2 separate regions of the Mus musculus genome follow, and region 2 is linked to region 1. Evidence: chromatin loops called from intact Hi-C (ENCODE). Cell type or tissue: heart. All regions are shown on one strand. Links, peaks and the distances in the headings refer to the core of each region. The heading gives the core; the rest is flanking DNA.

Region 1 (16,261 bases), core at 3,225-11,224:
CAGCATTTTACTATTCTTGAGAATGGCATGAGGCATACATTCTCTGGTTGTTTAGCTTGGGGTATTTGTGAGACTCCTAACACTGGGGAAGGGAGGGTCTCTGACTCTTTTTCCTGCTCTTGGGAACCTTACCTTTACTGGGTTGCCTTGCCCAGCCTTGACATGAAGATTGGTGCCTAGTCTGATTGCATCTTGTTATGGCAGTTGATATCACTGGGAGGTCTGCACTTTTTAAAAAGCAAATGGAGGATCAGTGGATCTTAGGAAGAGGGGAAATGGGGAACAGGCAGTAGGAGGAATCGGGGAAGATGAGGCTCCATGAGAGAAGAATAAGTAAAAAGATAAAAGGAAAATGGCAAGAGGCTAATATGCTCATACACACCCACATATAACTGGTCTCAGAAAAGGCATAGAGTCCAGATGCCAACTATACTACTTAGGTGACCAGGCTCAGAAATGCAGTTGAGTACATCATGCTCACACACCCTCCCATGTGACTGGGCTTGGAAATGGCATAGGACCAAGAGGTCTGTATATCCACTCACATGAGTGGGTTCATAAATAGCATGGCAGTCAACATGCACCTTACCACCCCCCTAGAACTGGGTTTGGAAATGGCATTGGGTCATCAAGCCCCCATGCTCAGAGATGGCATTAGCCCAACATGCCCATCCATCCCCTCATGACCAGGTATGGTCATGACATGGGGCCAACATGCCCATGTAAATCTCTATATGAACGGGCTCAGAAGTGTCCTGAGGACATCATGAGTCCCATATACTGCTGACTTTAATGAGGCTTAGAAATGTTATAAGGGTCAGAATTTCTATTCATCCTTCCACTTAACCAAGTTCATAAAATGCCCTCATGGTGCAATACTGACATGGCCACCAAGGCCAGTATTGAGGCAGGCTAGGCTGACTCCATGCCAGGCTTCAAATTGGCAGTTCAGGAGACTAGGTCTAAATCTCTGTCACCAAAAATGGGCAAGTACAAGCAAGTCCAGTCCTCAGAAGCTGCCCCATCACCTGGCCTGAGACAAGGATAATGGGTCTGCAGCAGTTTCCAGACTTCCTCAGCAACAGTTTTCAGACTTCTCCAGCAACAGTTTCTAGGCCCCAACAACCAAGCAATGGTTCTGGAATGTCCCTAGAGATAGAGCCAACAGATTAAGATAGAGGTCACCTACCCTTCCCTGGAATTCCCCTAGTGTGCTTTAAATCAGGCTTCGAGCTCACTGGGGCACCTCCATCTTAGAAGATAGTATGCCCTAGCAGGCTGGACTTCTGCAGAATAAAACACTTCCTGCTTTTGCATACTATTTGAGTCTAGGGTATTGCTCTTTGGTAAATCATGGACCCTTACTGTACAGGGTTAAATCAGTGGTCTACCACAACTGCCTCTCAGAGTCCAACTCCATAGATGCCAAACGGGCCTGGGATTGCAGCCAATGTAGGAGCAGAGACCACATCTTTGGAGTGTTGTTGAGGCTTGGTTTGTATGGTAATGTTAACCTGCTGGCTCTGGTTGCTCTCAGGATGAGGAGATTCTCACCTAGACCCAAGTGATGCTCTGCAACCTTGCCCCGCCAGTTATCCCTGATTGGTGGATAAAGATGCCTACAGCCTGTAACTGGGCAGAAGAGAGATAGGTAGGGTTTCCTTTTTGGGCTTAGAGTCTGAGGAGAGACCAGGAGGAGGAAGAGGAGAAAGAGAAAGAGGAAGAGGAAGAGGAAGAGGAAGAGGAGGAAGAGGAGGAAGGGGAGGAAGAGGAGGAAGAGGAGGAAGAGGAGGAAGAGGAGGAGGAGAAGGTAGAGAGAAGATACCATGGGAGAGGTGAGCCATGAAAACGTGGCCATGGGGCTAGCCAATTAGAGTTAAGAGCTGCCCAGGTGGAATACGGCAAGCTATAACTTGGGGTTATCGATGAGGAAGTAGATTTTAATAACTAAGAGGGTAGATATCTATCTACACAGCTCTAGTGCATTAAAAGCTTATATAAATATAAAAGTTGTCTGTTTTTATCATGGAACTGAAGGACAAAGGTGGGGTAGAAACCACCGATTGATATTATTTATTTTCCACTATTGAATATAGGCAATAATGTAGCCCCAGGAGTACAGAGAAGGCCAAACAGGTGACAAAGCCAGGTAGCCAGTATCTAGGAGATACTGAGCCAGGGCTGGGTGGCTGGAAAGATTGTGAGTCCAGCTCAGTGAGCACTGTCATGCATCATTCTGTCCCTGCACAGCTGGGACAGTCACACATGGGACTTAATCATGTGTTATGCTGGGAGGGTTGGGGCAGGGAATTTAGACCTGGCCTATAAATAAGGAGCCAGGGCCAGTAAGGTTCTTGCCTCACATTGCTAAGTGTAGAATCCTCTAAAAGCCAATAGGAGGCTCTGACCCTCATCGGAGGGACGAACCTAGTCACCAGGGCTCTGGCAACCACAGGAGCCTCTCAGCACCCTTGGAATTGAGCTTCATGAAGAAATAAGAGCCTTGGTGGGGGGTGGGGGCTGACTTCTGTCAGTTTCTATCTGGAGCCACACCTATGCCTCTGTCTAACCCCAGGGACCTGCAAGTGGCTTGGGATGTAATGTGCAGAAGATTAAGATGTCAAGGCAGGGGCTGATTCCTAGTGCTTTTTACAATCATCACTCCATACAATTATGCAGTCTCAGAAATAATATCACTTTTTATTTTGGTGTTTGCTCAGGTAACCTATGCTGGAAGTCTAATTCTGCTGTTAATCCTGTGGGCTCAAAACTACATTTTATTCACTATTAAAAGTACAGAGTGTGTGGCGCTCTCATCCAGGATCACATCCCTAGAGGGCCTGTGACCAAAGCCCAAGAACAAACAAACTCTAGTTCTTTGGAAAAAGAATGCAGTCATTGGCAATATTATCAGCAGGAGGCTGCTACCCTGAAGCTGGAAGTCAAATGCAAAGGAAACAGGCTTTGTCTCAAGGCAGAGCTAGTCCTGTCTGGTTGCAACCTAATGGAGTGTCTGTATTGAATTGCTAGCGAGAGGGGTCCAGTAAAATACTGGGGTAGAACAGAAGGTCTAGTTCCTGTCCTTCCTCTTCTCGGACCATTGGACTGGAGATGACTGTCCCTTTGAAAGTAAATGTCCTTTTGCCTGAAAAGTGTGAGTTACTCAGCCCAGCAATTGTATGTAGCAGGCACAGTTTGCATTTACATAGCCTATTGTACACATTGAGATGACAGCTGATCTTATTTTAAGTTTGATGTGTTTATAAAAAGATAAAGAGAAGGGGAATATGTTCTATGGGTGTATAGTCAGGTATGGGGGAAGAGGATGTCTCAGCAGGCCCATGCTGAGGCATCCCCTCCCCCTGAGGGACCAGCCATATGATGGTATAGTATAGAATAGAGGGGGAGGGAGAGGGAGGGGGGGAGGGAGAGGGAGAGGGAGAGAGAGAGAGAGAAGAGAGAAGAGAGACAGAGAGACAGAGAGACAGAGAGACAGAGACAGAGAGTAGAGAATTAAAAGCTTGCCATGAACACATGGAGAGAGGAGAAAGGGGATAGGGAAGGGAGGGGGAGGGAAAAGCCCCAAGAGAGCGGGAGAAAAACAAGAGAACAAGAGAGGGAGGAGGGGCAAGCAGTCTCTTTTATAGTGGGCCAGGCCTACCTGGCTATTGCCAGGTAACTGTGGGGAGGAGTTTATACAGAAAGCTAACAACTTTAATAGTGAAGTCTTTGGGGAGGAAAAGAGTAACTCTTTACAGAGTTGGTTCAGAAGGTCCACAAACATTATTTGTGCATAACTGGAGTTCAATACAGCAATCAGGAAGCAGTTTTATCCTTCGAGGGTTAATTCTGCCCCCCTGGAGCAAAGGAGAAATCTCATTAAAGCCCACAGAGCTCATATGCTCCTTGCACCTTTATAGACATATTCTCCCCAGGTAGCCTCTGGGACATGGAGAAATGAGGCTTTTCAGTGTCTACCTTTAGTTGCTCTGTGAGTTATTCTTGAATGTACAGAAATGTATGCAGTTACACTAGGGAGAATCAGTCAATAAAGCCTGGGGGAAGGCCAGGAGCCATGGAGCCATGACAGCATGGAGACAAGGGGGTCCTTGAAGCTCTGTGGCCAGCCAGTCTGGCCAGTCATTGAACTCTAGATTCAATGAGATTCAATGAGAGAGCTTGTCTGGGGAATTAAGATGAGCAGAAGTCCAGTGGACTTCCCCACTCAAGTGCAGGCCACACTAGTCAGAAGAACAGGGTGTTCTGGGATGGGACCCCAGCAGAATCATCATCAAAGAGAGCAGAGAGGCTTCATCCAGCAACTGATGGGAGCAGAGTCCCACAGCCAAACCTTAGGGGGAGCTCAGGAGTCCTGTGGAGGGGGGGGCACCAGAAGAACAGGGCCCACAGAATCAACTGACTGTGACTCATGGGGGCTCACAGATATCAGGGACCCTGTAGAGGTGTATATGTGTATATGTGACCTAGGTCTTATGCATATATGTAATGGCTCAGTAACTTGGTGTTCTTGTAAGACTCTTTTCCTCCTTCTGGATTACTTTGTCCAGCCTTGATGGAATGGCATGTGGCTGGTCTTACTATACACATGTGCACATACATATACCATACATGTGCACATACATATACCACATGTCTACACATACATATGCCAAACATGCACATATGTATACCACACATATGCACATATATACTACATACATATACCACGCATGTGCATACATATACCACACATGTACACATACATATACTAAGCACATACACAAATGGATTATTCATCTGTGTTTGGTAGTACGTGTAAATTGTTAATATTTTTATTTTTTAAAAAAACTTTATTTTTTTGATTATTGGTACCGGGAATTAGATCTCAGACCTCATATTGCTAGGCACATGGTCTACCAGCTCAGCTACACTCACAGTTGGGTAGGCCTTTTAGGAAACATTTTACTCAGACCCTTCAAGAACAGTTTTCTGGGGGCATCTTAAAATATTAAGTTAATAAGAAAGTTACAAGGGAGCCATGTGGCTTTTCTGTGTAATATTCCAATTTTTCTCTGAGCACATATTACCTAAAATAGAAAAGGAACAACTAACGAGCCATTTATTAATGACAGTTGACATACCTGCCCATTGGACAAATCCTTGATGTGTTTTGTGTGATTAGGGCAGTCAATGAGTGACTTCTTTAGCACTAGGAAGCTTGAGGTTTAGGAGCAGGCGAGGGCAAAGCTGCTAAGTCGCAGAAAGCCACGGTGCCCACGCAAGTCTGCCTGACTCTGGAATCCAGGCTCTCTGTCTTGTGTGATCTGGAGCTTCAGGCAGTGGGAGGAAGCGAGCACAAGCTTTCCCACGGCAGCAAGTCCCCCAGAGACTAGATTGTCGGCATTCTCGGAGGTTCCCATCACCTGGTGGCTCTCCCCTTGTCTGTGGTTCCTATGGCTCTGCCCAGTAGTGTGCTGAACCATGGAACCAGACTATCGGCTTTAAACTCCACTCAGAACCTTTAAAGGAGACGTTAAAGTGACTCTTAAACTTTAGATTTATTCCTTAAAAGGAATGGGAGCATTTTGGCTCCTGAGAGTGTAACAAATGAGATTTACTAGCAGTGAGAGACACTTAAAGTCCTCCTTCTGCCCCCCACCCCCATAAATTTTACCGCTTCATTTAAAAAGTAACAGCAACCAAAGATCTTAACATAAGAGCAGATTTAGAACTAGATCATAACTGTGCAATAAGAATAATATTTTTGATACACCCTCTTGTATGTCAGACCAGGGATGGTTTTTATTGGGGCTATTAAGCTTTCCAGGTGGTTTGAAAGGAGGAGAAAAACTTTACTCTTGTTAGCCAGGTTCTTCCATGAGCATTTCATTTATCCCTCTCAGCTGTTCAATGAGGCTTTGTGTGTGTATGTGTGTGTGTGTGTTTATGTATGTTGTATGTATATAGATGTGTGTTGTGTGTAGTTGTATGAATGTGTGTTGTGTGTGTTATATGTGTGTTGTATGTTTAAGTATTGTGTTTATGTGTGTTTTTATGTGTGTTTGTGTATGTGTTATATGTATGTGTGAAGGTCTGTGTGTTGTATGTGTGTTTATATGTGTGCTATGTGTGAGCGTTGTGGGTATGTGTGTGTTGTATGTATGTGGTGTATACATGGTGTGTGCCTAGGTGTGTGTGGTGTATATGTACATATGTTGCACGTATGTGTATGTATGCATATGTGTGTGTTGTACGTGTGCTGTGTGTGTATGTTGTGTGTGCATGTTGTGTGTATGTGTGTGTTGTATGCATATGTGTGTTGTGTGTATTGTGCATATGTGTATTGTGTGTACTGTGGATATGTGTGCATTGTGTGTGTTATATGTTGTTTGTATGTAGTCTGTATGTATGTTGTGTTTGTGTTGTATGTATGTGTATATTGTGTGTGGTATATGTATGTGTGTGGTAAGTATATGTTTGTGTGTATTGTGTGTTGTGTATCTGTGTATGTGTGATAATGTATGTGTGAGTTATGTGTGTGTTGTGTGTTACCCAAGATTAAACAACAGGATAATATATCATACCTGAGCCGTTTCACTGATTGCAAGACGAAAGCTGTGTGTGGTACTGTGCACCTCTGAGGTTTTCTTACCAGGCACAGTGGTCTGTTGCTTCCTTGATTTGTCTAAAATGGCAGGCGCCATGACTGCTCTGCAGCTCTGTGCTACCTCAGGACTTTCTTGCTCTTTGGGGCATGAATCTTTCCTTCTCTCCCCGGTGGCTCAGGCCCTATCTAACTACAGGCAGGCAGTAGGGCTCTGACTCCGGAGATATCCTGTGCTACCCGCTTCTGCCATCTGTCTCTGCAGCTACCGCTCTACCAGAATCCTAGACTTCAGTTTTCTAAACACACTCCCCAGTTCAACCTCGGCAGCCTTTTTAAAATGTAGATATGGTACTGGAGAGATGCTCAGTGGCTAAGAACACTTGCTGCTCTTGTATAAGACCTAAGTCCAGTGCCCATGTTGAGTGGCTCACAACAGCCCAGGACTCTAGCTCCAGGGGGTCCAAAGCCCCCTTCCAGCCCTCAAGTGTGAAAACCTCCACAAATACACATACACAATTAAAAATAAAAGAAAAATCTTTTTTAAAAAGTATACTATCTGAAGCCCTTGAACATACAAAAGCAGGTAGTGATTTTTTTATTTAAAATTGTTATTACATGTATGTATTTACTGGGAGAGAGGATAGCACATGATATATGTATGCAGTTAAGAGGCCATCTCGCCTGCCTATGTCGCTGTTTCCAATACTTTAGTTCAAGGACTGTCCCTGCGCTGCGGCTTGAAAGGCAGCACTGGTAGTTTTAGTTTTTAAATGACTTTTGCCAGGAGGTGGCGCTCTTGCTCACGATTACTGTTAACACAATTAGGTCTTAGAATTTGAAAAAGAGCAGCTTTTGAGAATTGACTTTTCTTTGTTTTCTAGTTGAGTTGAGAAACAGGCCATTTACACAGCACGGTCTCTAAAGACTTATTCTACTGTAAAAACGTTTACTCTAGCAGTAGGTGTCTAAAACGTTAAGCGGAACAATGTCCACCCGCTACTATTCACAGACTGAATTTAACAGGGTTCAGGTCCCAAGTCACATAATTGTATCATTCTAGCTTTTGGCTGCGCGGAACCATAAGGCGAATCACCGTGGTCAGACAGCAAGGGGCCGTGGGTGGCAGAATGCGAATGTGGAGGGTGTTTCGGGAGATGGCTAACAGCCAAGGAGGAACAGTCGGAAAGGAGCCGGCCACGTGTGGGGAAGGGTTCATGGGGAGGAATAACTGAAAGAGGATTTGCTTAGAGGACTGATTATAAGGAGACTCCCTTCAGTGTGGCGCTAGGGCTCAAACCCGGGGCTCTGTGTGTGTGCACGTGCTTGAAAACAAACATTCTTTCACGGAGCCGCAGCACGCTCTCAATTCCAAATGAGCTTTTTCTTGTGCAAGTGAGACTTGGTTGGCCTTTTCGGCTTCCTGTCATTGTCCTCACCCATTGTCTCTGCCTTTGCAGGAACTTGGTGAGAATTTCAGTACATGGAAAAACTCTCCCTAATCCAGCTGGTGTGTATCCAGAGGTCTTGTGTACTGCTGGGACCAAAATATTGTATTAGACAGCTGTATGCTGAAGAATGCCCAGAATAAATAAGTTCTTCCCCCCTCCTCCCTCTCCCTCTCTCTCTCTCTCTCTCTCTCTCTCTCTCTGATTAACATGCTATTTTCGGTGAAGCAAATCTGATAGAGAAAAATGCATAAGTTTTGCATGAGCTTGAAGGAGACCTTCCTGACTGGAGGGGAAATAGCCAGTAATGCGTTCATTCTCAAGGTTGCCACAACATATCAGTAAGAAACGAGTCTTTTATCTAAAGGCTACTTTGACCAGTTCTTACTTGTCTCACCACCTTAGTGATATGTTTATTGTTTGTCTTCTCCTGCCTATTAGGATCTAAGTTACCTGACGCTCTCTTCATACACGGCCACCAAAGCTGTCATGCTTGCTTCATGCCAAGCCGTTCCTACATGTTATCGCATGGCAAGCTAAATTAACAAAGCTTCATTAATTGGACGGACTAGTCTCCTAGCACTAAATATACTTCAATGAAATGCTTAAGAAGCGCACATTCTATTCTTAGAGTTCGCATAAAGGGAACAGACCAAGATAATATAACATATTAAATGTGGAAGTTTAGGGGTCTGCAAGATGACTCAGGAGCTAAGACTGCTGGTCACCAAGCCTGAAGACCTGTGTTTGAGCCCTGGAACACATATGGCAGAAGGACCTCTAACCTCTACTCACACACCAGGCTGCAAGCACAGAACACACATATGCACATTTAACACAGAGATGGAAAAATAACCCACATAATTTAAAAAAGAATTAGGTGTATGGGTGTTTTGGGGGCACATGTCTCTGTGCACCTCTTGTGTGTTTGACGCCTGCAGAGGCCAAGAGAGCATATTGGATTTCTGGAACTGGAGTTATTGATGGTTGTGAGCTGCCATGTGGGTGCTGGGAATTGGACTCCAGTTCTCTGGAAAAGCAGCCAGAGTGCTATTAACAACTGAGCCATCTCTCCAGTCCCAGAAAAAAAAAAAATTTTTCTTGAAAAGCTGTGGATTTTTTTTTTTTTTTTTAGCAAAGAAGTATTTAAAAACTGGCACAAGAAAATGATACAAGAACAAAAAATGTTTAGCTCTTAAAAAGTAAAGAGGCGTGTGGTTGCCCATGGTTGTAGTTCCCTCATTCAGAGCTGAGGCAGGAGAAGGCCACGTCTGGGGCCAGCCTTGGGATATACAGTGAGTTCAAGGCTGGTCTGGATACTTTGTGAGCTTATCGCACAAAACCAGCCAGGGAAAATGAAGTGCTAAGAACCTTTCTGTTTCTCCCCCCCCCCCCCCCCCAGAGGATAATTTACAAACAAAAGTACTCAGTACCTGTGAGGACGGCTCCAAGAGTTTACAAAGTAGACACACGGGTGCCATCAGCACCGGTGTAAAGAAAGCGTGACTGCTCACTTGCTTTCTAACATGACAGAGTAATTTTGCCGGTCTTTACACACCACATGGCTTCAATCAAAGGGCATGTGTTCTTTGGAATCTAGATGCTTCCATTCAGTATGCCTGCAGCATTCACTTCTAGTACTTTCCATAGACGTGCGCTGCCTCCGCTGTACTGTGCGCTGCATGGATTTAGTTGTTTAGTTGTATTTTAGGTAGCTGCTAGTTTGGTCTCTTAGGAAAAGTATTATTTTTCTGTTGCTTTTAAATATCTGTGACTGTTAAACTTTTATTAATTTGTATTACATTTATTTACTTGTGTGTGTGTGTGTCCATGTATGCACATGTGCGTGTATAGCGTGTACATGGAGGTCAGAGGACAACTTACAGAATCTGTCTCTCCTTCTACCATGAGGATCCCAGATACAGAACTTGGGTTTCAGGCTTGCTGACAAGTGTTGTTACTCTCTGAATCATCTGATAGCCCGAATATTAAACTTTTTTGCTTAGAAACTTCAGTAAATCAGTCTATGTCTTACACTTTGTTTAATTATGTGTATGTTTTAATATTATATATGTAAAACATGTATAATATTATAATATGTATGTATATGCATCACATACGCATATATATTATATATACGTTTTTTGAGAATTTCATATATTTTTCATGCCTGGCCTTTGTTCCCCCATCCATGTGTCCTTTAGTTTCAAACAGATCTTTATAGTTTGTGCTTTATAAGCCTCGGTTTGGTTTACAGCCGGCGCTTTAGCTTTATGTCGACTTACTTTAAGCAGGAGAGTTCTTAGGCTCCTGTGTCATTTGGTTTGATTCTCAGAGACTTGATCTGGTGACAGTTGTTGGTCTGTCAGACTCAGGAGAGGCTGTGTATTGGCCCCAGGACACGCACCACTAGACTGTTAAACGTTTTTAGATGCACAGAGCATCACTGGGAGGTTTGTAGTATTTTGTCCACATCTGCAAGCATGGCTGGTGATTGCGTTCTCTGTGCTTTCTGAGGGTTGTTTGTGATAAAGGGTGGTGTGTGTGTCAAATCAGCTTTACATTGAGTTTTTTCTTTTGGAGAAGTATGTAAAATTAGTTCAGCAGTGTATACCATTTCTAGATATGGGAAAATATACTTTCCCACTGATGAAGACCCTTAATTTTTCTTGAACTTATAGAAATGCTGATTGCGTAAATATGAGGCTTTTAGAATTTCTTTGCAAAAGTGAAATCTCACTAGTTGTAAAGAAAAAAATGGTTTATTTCACCAGCTTGTACTGTGCTTTTTGGGGTGTGAACAGGCAGGGAGACAAAATGGAGCCAATGTTGGCAAGTGTTTAAAGGCCCAGGTAGCAAAGATTTTAGTCTTTATGGGTCAGGGTGCCTCATTTTCAATACTAAACTGTGTCTTTGTGTCATGGACTACCATGACAACGTGTCAGCAAATCAAGGTTGTCATGCCTGATAAAATACCACTCAGTAAAGTGCCCAGTTTGGGCGCATAGGAAGTAGCCATCTGTCTGTCTCTGAGTTAGAGTTGTAATTGTCTTGGGTGTTACTGCTGAAGCACTGGGGACTTTGGAGAGGTTCTTTTGATCCACGTTTAGGATAAAGAAAGGAGAATAGTGTGAAGTCTAATAGTATGATTGGAAAGTTGAGCATTTTCATGCTTAGGAATCAGGAAAGTACAGAGGTCTAATGATAATTTTATAGGAAGAAATTACTAATTTTGGTTGCTCCAAACTGGGAGAAGATGGGAGGTGCTAGAGATTATTATAGACCCAGAGGAAACCCCAACTTCAGAGCAGGGAGTAGCTTTCCTTTAATGAAAAGACCTTTACTCTGGCTTTTAAGCTGGCTGTACTGGATGCGCCTCTTCAACTGCGGCATCATATTTTACCTTTATCTATCTATCTATCTATCTATCTATCTATCTATCTATCTATCTTCTAACTATCTATCAGCTATCTACTACCTATCTACTACCTATCTATCTTCTACCTTCTATCTATCTATCTATCTATCTATCTATCTATCTATCTATCTATCATTCATCCACTATCTATCTATCTATCATCTATCTTCTACCTATCTATCATCTATCTATCTACCAAGATGGGACACTCACTATATAGCTCTGGATGCCCTGGAACTCTCACTCTGTAGACCAGGCTGGCCTCAAACTTACAGATATACACCTGCCTCTGCCTCCTGAGGGCTGGGATTAAGGCCTGGCAGCCACCAGGTCTGGCTCTAATGGTCAGACCTTCTACTCTTGCCTTTAGTTTGTAGAACAAGAAGACTTTACTTTTACAGCTCCCCGTGTTGGGGTTGGGGAGACAGTGCCGTGGTAAAGATGGCTTGCTGTGAAAGCAATAGGACTAGAGTTTGAATCTCCAGCACCCACATAAAAGCTGGGCATGCAGCACGGGGCTTTGGGGGAGGGCAAGAGGCTGGTAGATTCCAGGAGCTTGATGGCTAAGCAGCGTAGCCAAAACAGCAAGCTCCAGGTTCAGTAGGCCTGTTTCAAACGCTACGGTGGAGGGCAGCAGAGGAAAAATACCAGATGAACTCCTCTGCTTCCACATATGTGCACACAGAGTATACACATGTGCTCATACATACACACATGCACACCGAATTAAAAACAAAGCTCTTACTATGTATCATTTGCTCTTTGGACCCTGAGTTTGGGTTTTAATAATAGGCTGCCATGTGCTTTAACTAAAAGGAAATGGTGCATAGGAGATACTCTGGACTTGGGTCATCTCCCCTAACCTCAGGGAACCTCCAGTTCAGAATTCCTACACCAGGGACACTTGTCACCTCCCAAGTGGACAGAGGGAACAGTAGCTCACACAGAGATGTCCGTCCAGTGTTGGCATTGTGTTTTCTCTGATAGATATAAGGTGGACATTATGGTGAAGATTCTTCTGGGGCTCTAAGTGTTGCCACCTGAGGCATGCTGGTGTAAGATATTCGACTCTGAATTGAACAGTCTTAGTTAAGGTTTTACTGCTGTGAAGAGACACCATGACCAAGGCAACTCTTATAAGGTCAACATTTAATTGGGGCTGGCTTATGGGTTCAGAGGTTCAGTCCATTATCATCAAGGTGGGAACATGGCAGCACCCAGGCAGGCATGGTGCAGGAGGAGCTGAGAGTTTTTACATCTTCATCTGAAGGCTACTAGCAGAATACCAGCTCCCAGGCAGCTAGGATGTGTCCTAAAGCCCACACCCTCAGTGACACACCTACTTCAACGAGGCCAAACTTAATAGTGCCACTCCCTGGGCCAAGCAGGTCACAGAATGAGCAAGGTGGGCAACTTCAGAAAGGTCAAGAGTAGGAGTTGTAAAGCAGTAACTATTATTGTTCAGGCAAGAGAAATATTGTTCCGGAAGGGTCACTCTGTCCTCAGCCCATGTGAAGACTCACCCAGTGAGCAAGTCCCACTGTTTGTCACTCGGGCGGGAACATTTTACAAGAACAGAAGTTTGGAAATTAATACTTTTGCAATCATTTATCGTTTGGCAGTATACCAGGTATTGGGCATTGGAAACACAGGCAAACATTTGTCTTTATGGTTTAGTGGTGCTCTGATCCAGAAAAGCTGTTTTTATATACTTCATTGTTTCTGGTAAAACGGTTTTTCATATATACCAGTATACTTTTAGAAGCTTATACCTTCTGCTACAATGTCTTGCATGCATTGTTGCAATTCTGTTTAGAAAGTATTAAAGTATGCAGTGGTTGGTTCTTGATTTCTCCAGCAACCCTGGGAGGGATGTGTAGGCTTCTTGTTGGTGTATTTGGTTGGCTTTTATTAGATTCTTAGATCTCTGCATCCCTTCCAACCCTTCCTCCACTAATCCCTTCCAACCTTCAACACTAGGTAGGAGAAAGATGGATAGAGGGGAAAGGGCATGTAGACCTCTTTAGACTACTACCTGCTGCTTAGAGACATTGTGGTCCTTGGGGCCAGTCCAACTTTCCTTTTCAGGATATCTCCAATTTCTCTTCTAACTGAACAACAGCAGCCAGGAGCAACAAGGGGAGCAGAAGCCTCCTCCTCCTCCTGCTCCTCTTCCTCTTCTTCCTCCTCCTCCTCCTCTTTCTCTTCCTTTTCTTCTTCAGGATGTCTCCACCCCTCTCATGACTCTGGCATTTATCCCCTATGCAGAGTGCCCAGAATTAACTATCTGCAGCTGGCAAAGATCACACCCCTGCTAGTGGATGAGACTTGACAGCTGTGGGCAAATTGAAGCAGCCCGATATCCCACACCTGGGATTGAAACAAAAACGTTCACGTAGCATAACTGGGTTTTTAACGAGACCAAACTTTTCACTACATCCACCCTGTTCCTCAAGTGAGAGAGTATACCCAGAGGTTTGTTGGAATGGTCCTGCTGCTAACTTGCTTAGGAAGGTATGATTCCTACTTCTTATTCCCAGAGTGGCTCTTAGTAGCATTCACTTTACTCTCAGAACTGCACCTGTGCACACACACATACAAACACACAGAACAATGAATTAGGCTGTTGGCCTTAGTTTAAAGGACTTGTTGAGGTACATGGAAGGCTCTGCCCCTGAACTCAGATTTTTGAGTATGTCCTAGTTCTAGTTCATCAGTGCTTTCTATGGTGCCTGGTGCTAGATTTGAACATAAGATGGTTATCTTAGGGTTTTTATTGCTGTGAAGAGACATCATGACAGCCATTCTTCGTTAAAAAAAAAACTAATTAATTAACTAATTTCATCCCAAATGCTGACCCCTCCTAATTCTCCACTCTCACAGAGTCCCTCTCCTATCCCTCCTCCCCTTATCATCTGAGAGGGTGGGCCCAGCCCCCGGCATCCCCCACCCTTATTCATCGAGTCTGTAAGATTAGGCACATCCTCTTCCACTAAGGCCAGACAAGGTAGACTTGGAGACTGAACTGCATGTCGGCTACATGTAGGCTGGGGGCCTCATTCCAGCCCAAGTATGTTCTTTGGTTGGTGGTTCAGACTCTGAGAGCTGCCAGGGGTCCAGGTTAGTTGATTCTGTTGATCTTCCTGTGAGGTTCCTGTCCCCTTCAGGGCCGTAAATCCTTCCCACAACTCTTCCATAAGCATCCTTGACCTTTGTTCAATGTTGAGCTGGACCATAGCAATTCATATAAAGGAAAGCATTTAATTGGGACTGACTTACAGTTTCAGAGGTTTAGTCCATTATTGCTATGGTGGGAAGCATGGTGGCACACAGGCAGACATGGTTCTAAAGAGGTAACTCAGAGTTCTATTTCTGGCAACAGGAATTGAGAGTTACATTGGATCTGGCTTGAGTTTTTGAAACCTCAAATCCCACTACTAGTGACACATTTCCTCCCACAAGGTTACACCTACTCCCTCAAGGTCACCCCTCTAATAGTGCCACTCCCTGTGAGTCTATGGGGGCAGTTTTCACTCAAACCACAATATGCTTTTTAGAGAAAAATCCCAGAAAATGCAGTGTGATGGCCTGACAGCTGTCCTATGGCTCCTGGAATGTTCAACTCACCATTCAGAGTCCCATGTGATAGTGAAAAAGGTTTCTGGAAGGGAGTCACAGTCTTGCAGCTTTGGAAACACAGTAACCAATACAATGTTAACATCCCATAGGCACTTGCTATTTGCACCACTGAGTAGATTACACAAGCGCTGACCCCAGCATTGTAGATGAGTGTATGCTCAACCTTGAGGGAAGCACTTTATGAAGTAGGTGGCATGTGAGTGGCCTAGTTTATCTGGTCTGTTTCAGGAACTTCCTGTAAGCCATTGAGTTGATTACTTCCTGAACTTAAGTAGCTTCCCAGCAGGAATTCCCCATTACCTTAGAACATCCTGTTGTTTTTCTTCCCTTTAGCATTCCGTGTCTTAAGTGTCTCTTCGAGTTGGAAGGTTTTAATCTAACACAACAAAGTGGAACTTTCTTGGGATGTAGGTAAACCAGGGATTGTCAAGGGTGATGTACCCAAGAAATATATGCTTTATAGAAATAACTATAACTGAGTGGTAGGAGGTAAGAGAGGATAGGTCTATTTTAAATCTGTGCTTAACACTTGGGCTAAGATATGAACGCATAAAGGACTCAGCTCTGTGCATGGCATTCCTGGCAGACAGACTGGCAGTAGGCAAGGTTGAGCTCCATGTGTTTAGCAGAATCAATGTGAGAGAATGGGAGGTAGACTGTGTCTGCTCTTCTGAGAATGTGTGGTCATCCCAGGACTGACCAGAATAGGCAGTGTGTGACCAGAATGCTTTGATGAAGCTGAATGAAGAGAATAATATTGTCTTAGAGTTTCTATTACTGTGATGAAACACCATGATCAAAAATGCAAGTTGAGGAGAAAATGGTTTATTTGACTTACACTTTCATTCCTGTTCATCTCTGAAGGAAGTCAGGACAGAAACTCAAACAGGGCAGGAACCTGAAGGTAAGAGCTTATGCAGAGGTCATGCTGATTACTGGATTGCTCCTTTTCGTTATTGATCTGCATAAGAGTGACTACTAATAACCACAAGGCACAGTCAACACTAGGGTGTCTTAAAGTCTCCTCTGCCAATACCATTAATCCAAAGACTCTTCAATTTAGTCTCAGGAAGATTTTTTTGGACAAAGGCAGAAAGCAGCCACATTCTTTTCCAAAATATTATGGTCTCTAGGCTACTATTCTTCCTCTCT
Region 2 (8,000 bases), core at 1-8,000, 840 kb after region 1:
GTCTACAAATGTGGATTGACTGATTAGAACTTCATGATGTGGAGAGGTGGTTATGTTGCAGGACCAGATGTGGGGAGGCTGGAATGTTGCAAGTGCAGAGCTTAGTTATAATTTATCTTGGGTGTCCTTTGCTTCATAAACAGCCATTCTCTATGTCAGACTTAACATCCTTGGACTAACAGATAAAAGCCTCTTAGAATGTATTAACTTAAAACCCAATTTCTACTAAACAAAACTTAAGGTCAGACAGCACCCGAGGCTGACAGTTGAGATTTCTCCACTTTGCCATAACCACCTACTTACTGTTTCCACCAATGTATTTGAAAAGCACTTTGATTTATGGTTTTCTTTGTTCTCTTTCTATGAAAACTCCAGGAAACTGGATGTATCCAGGGATGCACTGGAACATGGAATTTGAGGTAACTTAAAGTCTGTGTTCCCAGGCTGTGATTGTTCCTATTTGGACCCAGAGTAAACTTTCTCTTACTCTTCTTGAGGTAGTTTTTTTTTTGTATCAACAAGAGGAAAGTGAACCTGCTGGCAGGACTGAATTCTTACATGTACCAATGTCTAATTTACCATTTCATTTAATCCTAATTCAAAACAACTGTTGTGTAAAACTTTAACAATAAACAAATAAATAACCAACAAAATTCCACATGTTAAATTTTGATTGCTTGAGAGCCCTCTTCTACACAAACCTTCTTGTTTCCTTTCTAGAAACCTTCAGTGCCCATCTCAAGCAAGTTCTTCCGAGTTCCCCGAGGGGCCTCTAGGGACGGGCAGGCTGTCTTCATTCTGCCTGTTAACTGCTCTCAATCTCCATGCCAGTACATTCCTTTAGCTCTGGGAAATTTTCCTTATTGCTCTTTTTTGATTATTAACTCACTTCTGTTCTCTAGACTCTCAATACTTGACATTATAGTTCAAAATCATAGTTAATCTAAATTCCAGATAGGATAATTTAAATTTTATTATACCCTTAGAACACGTTAGTATTTGTGGATTATTATAGCTTATTTTCTTCCAAAATGGAAGAGTTGTGAACAGTTATATCTATCAGATTTTGTAAAATGTTAGCTGCCTTGGATACTTTCAGAAAGAAGGCACATGGTGGGCATTGCATAATCATATATATCTAATTCATTTATAAGGAATATGTGACATATAAGTAAATTTTATTATAATCCATTGGGACTTTGTTCCATTTAAAAGAAATTATAACACTATCAAAGAACAAAATCGTATTAACCTATCCCATTTTGTATCAATCAATGATTTCCATGAATAAATGATAATCAGAATAAGAAATGTTGTGTTTCTAGATCTCAAATGTGTGAGAGGAGCACTGTGCATCTTTCTCCTACCTTTCCTGTACCCACACTGCCTAGGGTTGCCTACCTGAGTAATAAGTCATCAAAAAGAGGAACAAGATATCAAACAGACATTGTGACTATAACAGGACTGTGCTGTTGATAACCATCCAATTGATGGATTGGATCAATCATGGATTGATTCCATTCAATCCTAACCACTCAATGAAGAGCTCAACAGAAGACAAGATTGGGACTCAAGAAGATTAATTCATTAGTTCAAGGACCTGTGGGGTATGTGTGTTAGTGTGTGTTAGCATAAGTCAAACAGATTTGTTCAAGCTTAAAAACTATACCAAAATAAATAATTACATTTCTGAATCCTGGATGTGGCATTAAACCTCTCTATATAATGTTTTATTTTCCTCCTTAACTATGTAAACTAGCTTGATAATATTTTTGTTACTGTGGAAACACCAACACTTAGAAAGCAGTCTTTGTACGAAGTTCCCTGCAGAGATCTTCTGAAAACCTTTTCTTCCAGAACAGTGTTGCCTTGAGCTGAAGAGTTTTCAGAAGGAATGTTAGCACTGGCATGGCCTGCTAGGGTAAATTCGCAGCCCTCACTCAACTGAGGGCTAGGTATTCTCAGGATGTAGGTATAAGCTATGCAGTGTCCTAGAGCTGTATGGACCAGTGTACTATATTAGATATGAAGCAGATTGCTATGGTGCCCTGAAATCCAGGCTATGTTCTGCTTATTGAGTGGATCTCCTAGAATAGGCTATATATGCAGAGGTTCTAACTTCACATAAAGGCATTATTGGGATCAGACACAACCATGTCTGGATATAGTCTATCCTTTTTTCATTCCCTTTTCCTTTCAACACACAAAGCAAATGGCTGTGTCCCTTGGACTCTAGGACAATGGAAGTTATTTGTCAAGCATCTCTTAGGAGTCTCTGCTGGCAAATGTCTTGGAAGGAAGGTCAGAGAATGAAGAAATAGTATTATGCTCCTGTAATGTCCTACAGATAATATTTTTGTGGTTTTCTTTCCTCAAAAAACCCCAATGAGATGAACAGGTGCTACAGTGAGTGAGCTGAGGGAAACAGTGGCTTATCTAGTTCAGGGGATGCAGAGCATCTCCTGTTCCCTCTGCCCCAGGTTCATCTCACGGTGGCTGGAACCTTCTCTATCGGACTGACAAACTCTCTGTCAGAGTGTGGGGGCAAAGGGAATTCTAAACACATTCAGACAAAGGGCCAGTTCTGACTGAGTTGTCTTAGAGCCCTACAGCAAGAGTAACATCCAAGAAGGCAGGGACACTGGGGAACCCTGGCGCCAACAAAACAGTGTGCCCTGCAGCAGGCACACTGGCTTGTTCCATAATTACTGTTGAATATAAAATCTTGATAAAAGAAAAATGATGGAGAGTATTTTAATATAAATAGGATTAGTTTATTATATGCATATGAATATTTTAAATTAAGCCAAACATGATATGAGGTTTAATTACTATTTTATTATTCTCATTTTAGCTTGAATTTGAATGAAAGAATCTTGAATTCTAAACTTCCATGTAACATAAATATTCTCATTATAATGTATTTCAACTAAAAGGTGCAAAGAAAAAGATTAATGATTGTAATCTTAAATATTTATGTCTTAAAATCCCATGGGAAGTACTGAAAATGGATAAGCTTTTACTTCTTAAGCTAAACTAATGGGTAATATTAAAATGCTAGTTTTTGACTGTAAACTGTTATGACTCACTATTTATGGTGGTTACATTGTACACTGGTTAAATCGTATGGCAAAAATTTTAATATGAAGGCAATACTTAAAATATTTCAAAATCAGGTTGTGAAAAAGACAAGTGGTAATTTTTTAGGTGGAATATGGGTAGTTAAAACACAGAAACAGATCTTACAACAAATTCGTCAAATATTGTTACAAACAATTCATCCAGTAACAAAAGTCCTTCCTTGTGTCAGCCATCCTACAGAACATAACGTTGCAAATGACCTCAAACATAGGTTGAATCATATTTGGCAAAGAAAAAGAGTTTTCACTGTGAACAGAAAATCCACAAGGCCTGATGCCACCAAAGTAGGCCCTAAGAGTGAACTTTTGTTTTACACAACAGTGCCACTTAGTGGCCAAACTATGGTAGTGGACCAGTGTGCTGAATGGAGAGTAGGGCCAGTAACTGGGTTTGGGAGAGAGTTGTGACACTGTAAGTGGCCAGAATGGGGTGGGGCAGTACATGCCAACAAATGAGAGAAGAGGGAGGGAGGGAAGGAGAGAGGGAGGGAGGGAGGGAGGAGAGAGAGAGAGACAGAGAGACAGAGACAGAGAGAGACAGAGGATGGATAAATAGATGACAGACGGGTGATTAGACAGATGGTAGACAGGGAGGTGGCAACTGTACCTTGGAGGTCAGTTAGAGCCTGGACAGGAACAGAAACCTGAGCATCGCTTCCTGTAACTACGTCGCCTAGATTTCATAAGAAAAAATAATTAGATATGATAAAGGAAAATAGACAACCTTTTGCCTTTCATACTCAATATTATAATATTTTATCGAATTATTAAAATTTATAGAACAGAAAATACAGTGGAAACTTAGATAAACATCTGACGTGTCTTTAAAGTAAGCAATGTCTTTAAAACGATGTTTCCAGTGGAGAGTTTGTGTCTGTTTTTACTAAGGAAAAGTTCACAAGTTCCTACTATAAGTTTCTACTATACTGTGGATTGGAAACCTCAGTATAAAAGTATAAAGGACTTCTCTGAGGAGATTTTTATGGCATTACAAATATTAGTATGTTTTAAAATATATCTTCTAAAAAAGACTTATTCATATGGAAGTTATATAACACTTATTAACAGGCATATTTTTTCAAAACTGATTTCTTCCAATGTAAAAAAAAATATTTTTAAACTAAACTTTAAAGGAAATTCATAGGAAAGACCTAAGCAAGCTCTAATTTCATGTTACCTAGTGAAAATATTTCAAACTTACCACATGTATTTTCAAATGCATCTGTGAACTACATCCCTTTATTATAGGCAATTATTAAATTGAAACCATAGTAAATGCTTATAATAAAGCAGTGTTCCAAAAAAAAAAAAAAAGAAAGAAAGAAAGAAAGAAAGAACCAGATGGGCATATAGAAAAGAAAACCGAGCTGGGAGAGCAGGTCTTAGTGACCCAGAAGGAAGAGTAGGAGAGGAGAGGAGAGCCACCCAGACACTGCCGTCCCTCCAGCTCTTCTGTTTCTGGGGCAGCAGTGTTCAACAATTACCAGTCACAGCCGTCAGACTAACCCCTAGAGACGGCAGTGTCGAAGGCTATTTCGTGGTTACTAAATAGAAGAAAGCAAGTCTTTTAAAAGTCTCCAGGATTCCTGTGTACAGCCTATGACTTTGTAGGCTTGCTTCTTCTTCAGCTTTTATATAATACATGCATATGACAACTATGTATTCATTTTACTAATATATATATAAAGTACTAATTAATATACTATAAATAATATGATTAACATATATAATAATATACAGGATCTCACACACACACATTTTGGTAAAAATCGATTTTAAACGAGATAGCATCCCTCAGTGTTCTGGCCACTTAATGTACTCTGATTTGTAGCGCGGCCACACTGTGTCATTACTGCATTCCTATCAACTAACAGGACAGAGAAATGTTCTCCTATAACCAAAATAAAATTGTGAAAGGGACCACATCCCACAGAAAGGCTTTGGGTAGAAAGAAAATGGTCACAACCTAAGTTTCCATAATAACATTTCCTAAATTGATAAATGGTAGGCTCAATTTCTGAACATTTTCAAGTCTATACCAGTTACCCGTTTTGCTATATAGATTTCTCATTTTAATATTTAAGGTAACGATTACTAAGAAGATGAGGGAACAGCAGCTCTGCTGATTTTCTTTTCCTCAGCGGACACATAAAGTCCACCATGAACGTTAAGTTACACATGCCTGCATCTGGGTGACAGAACCTCCCCTTAGAAATACAAATCACTATAACCTAGGAAACACATTTCCGTCTTTGCAAACAACCTTTGAACTTTCCCTCGGAGTCCCCTGAGAAGGCTGTCACTCGGTGGAGGGCTCTCTAGAACAGGAGCCTGCAGGCAGGCTGCGGTGGCTGGAGCTGTCAGTGAGGACACAGGGTCTGCAAGAATCCAGCACCAAGGCCAGAGTTGGAGGCACTCTCTTTATTCAACATCAAATGAAGGATACATCTGTCACCGTAAGCAGCACAGGTTTCCTGAGTCCGCAGGTTCCTAGGCATCAGCTCAGAGAGCTTGTTTAGGTGTGAAAACCATCAGAGCTCCAGGCATGGTTTAGGTTTTACAGTAAGGGAGGAAGATCATCAAGTAAGAAGCTCCAGCTCCATAAATGGCTCTTTTGGCCTTTACTTTATTTGATCTTTTATGTAAGTAGGAACACTAGCAGGAATTCTTGTTGTTAATATAAGTTTTTGTTGTTATTTTGGGGGGGGGTGTTGGTGGGAGTTCACATGAGAAGAATGAACCAGAAACAAACTAAAAGAGCTATAAAACAACAAACAAGGGCAATTTCTTTTAGGATAGGGATCAGTTTCAGAATGCTCTGTGATGCTCAGGCTCCACTGTGGTGCTGAAGTGCTCCGCTGCCTCCTTATAGCTGGGGAATCAGTCTTCAGCGATTGTTCCATCTTCATGCGCTTCCTTTCTCACTTACTGTGATATTAATACTTGACATTTCCTCAGAGATACAACTTTATATTCTATAGTCATTTGGCTTGGTTTCTCAGAAAATTTAAACTAAAGCATTAAGAGATTCTCTGACTCATTTGCCTGCCATCAGTTAGAATTACAACAGACTAAAGCTTGTTATCAAAGCAATATTGAAATCATATTTGTTTAGAACAATAAAACAGTACAATTAAGAGATATATAAAATAACATTCATTTCCATTCTGGAAGTGGGCATGTCTCCTGGCATTAAGATACATTTCAACATGTTAATGACTTGATGTCTCCTTTTCTTTAAATCATGTGTGACAGTCTACATTAAAAAGAGAAGAATGTAATTTTAAATGAGATATTCTCATAAAAGGTAAACAGAATACTCTAATAAACCTTAAATACTAATTGTATAAAACCTAATATTTCATATAGACAAAGTAATATAAGAACTGAAACCATGAAGACAGCAATGGAAGGCTCCACATGCACAGGCATGTGGACATATGTGCATGGCATTCCAGACGCACATGCATGTGCACATAAGTTCATGACACATTAACTGGCATCACCAGGGACTAAACTCCAATTTAAATGCCAATATGTAAAATCTTTACAATAATTTTATATGTGACATACTTAAGCAAAGCATACGAATGTAGTTTTGTTTGTGCTGACATTACCATTGCTATGGACACCACTAAATCCTGAATGCTGCTATTACTGTAGATATTCCTGTAAGGCAGAAACCAAGACTTAGGTGGGATGTTTGCTGAGACTGAATGTCTACAACTGCTATGCTTTCTGTGCAGTTTTTGCCATCATGTTGCTATTTCTTACTTCCAATACATGGCTAATAGTCCCACCAGTAAAAAGAAATGTGTTTGTTTCCCATTTTCTATAGAAAAGAAGTGTGGACGCTCTAAGTAAGAATTCAAAGGCTCTCTGTGGAAAAAGTGCTTTAGGGAGGGGACCCTGTGGGCAGGCCCTGATCAAGCTAGGACAGCGAGAGCACTCAGAACAGCAGCCTCCATCATCTCGCAGGCTTTTATATGTGGAACCAGTTATCATTTTGTGTATGGACTTGAATGCTCATCTTGCTTAGCTTCTTTTTTCTCCCTAAAGATTCAGATTGTATTCCTTAGCCATGACACAGGTGGGTGAGATGAGAGACCACAAATTTTCCTCTAAACCACGACACACTGCTAACTGTTGTGACTAGTATAGCCCATGTTACTGGGCCTTTCCATCTCAGACTCTTCTGAAAGAGGTCAAGACTCAAGCGTTTGTTCTGAAGCTATCAGAGAATATAGGCAGCTGATGAGTTCTATGCTGGGACTGTACATACCATTGTACAAGATGGGCATGTATATAACAAAATATAAATCACACTGAAATACAAATGCTGAAGAATACGTTGTCAAATACCTCATAAAATATAATCAAGAGGAACACCATATCAAATCTCTAGCTTTAAAAGGATCACATACAACAGATTTTTTTTAAAAAATAAGATTTCATGGATTCTGCTTCTGAGATGTTGGTTTCTCACCGGCAAGTGAGAAAATCTCACGTTACACCTCGGGATCTTTGGATTTACTGGGCTTTTCCTACCTTTGTTCAACTGTACCGGCATGCTTTCAGATTTCATCAGTCTCTGCTGCTGCTGTTGCTGCTGGTGTTGCTGCTGCTGCTGCTGTGGTTGCTGCTGCTGCTGCTGCTGGTGCTGCTGCTGCTGTTGCTGCTGCAGCAAATGATGCCTTGGGGCTTCTGTGGAGGTCCTGGTGGGGATGGCAGCAGAGAAGGAACTGCTGCTGTTGTTTCCGGGTACAGGGCCACCCATACTGCCCGGAGCTGAGGCTGGGGAAATCAGCTTTCTTCCAAAGTTAATCAAGCTGTTGGAGACCTTGTGTATATTCAGGGGAG

Evidence for each region. Peaks named below come from ENCODE experiments on the same cell type or tissue, not always from the same donor. Only the 100,000 strongest peaks of a DNase experiment are listed, where the experiment ranks them.
Region 2: a loop joins it to region 1, with 4 times the contacts of the local background. A loop is called at or near these places in 13 of 42 quality-filtered maps.

What each region holds. Positions count from the first base shown.
Region 1 is chr17:49,944,306-49,960,566 of GRCm38, forward strand. No RefSeq gene overlaps it. Among named protein-coding and RNA genes, the nearest start is that of Gm52302, 82 kb to the right of the region's middle. In heart, for the core only: a CTCF peak has its summit at 7,385 (motif pointing right); a DNase peak (open chromatin) is centred at 7,896; H3K4me3 peaks cover 564 bases; H3K27ac peaks cover 626 bases.
Region 2 is chr17:50,792,179-50,800,178 of GRCm38, forward strand. Tbc1d5 (TBC1 domain family, member 5) reads right to left here. Exons shown (of 22, transcript NM_028162.4): 17 at 7,689-8,000. Gm41598 (a long non-coding RNA gene) reads left to right here. Exons shown (of 2, transcript XR_876871.2): 1 at 1-419; 2 at 1,326-1,412. Among named protein-coding and RNA genes, the nearest start is that of Gm41598, 5.3 kb to the left of the region's middle. In heart, for the core only: a CTCF peak has its summit at 3,468 (motif pointing left); a DNase peak (open chromatin) is centred at 3,483.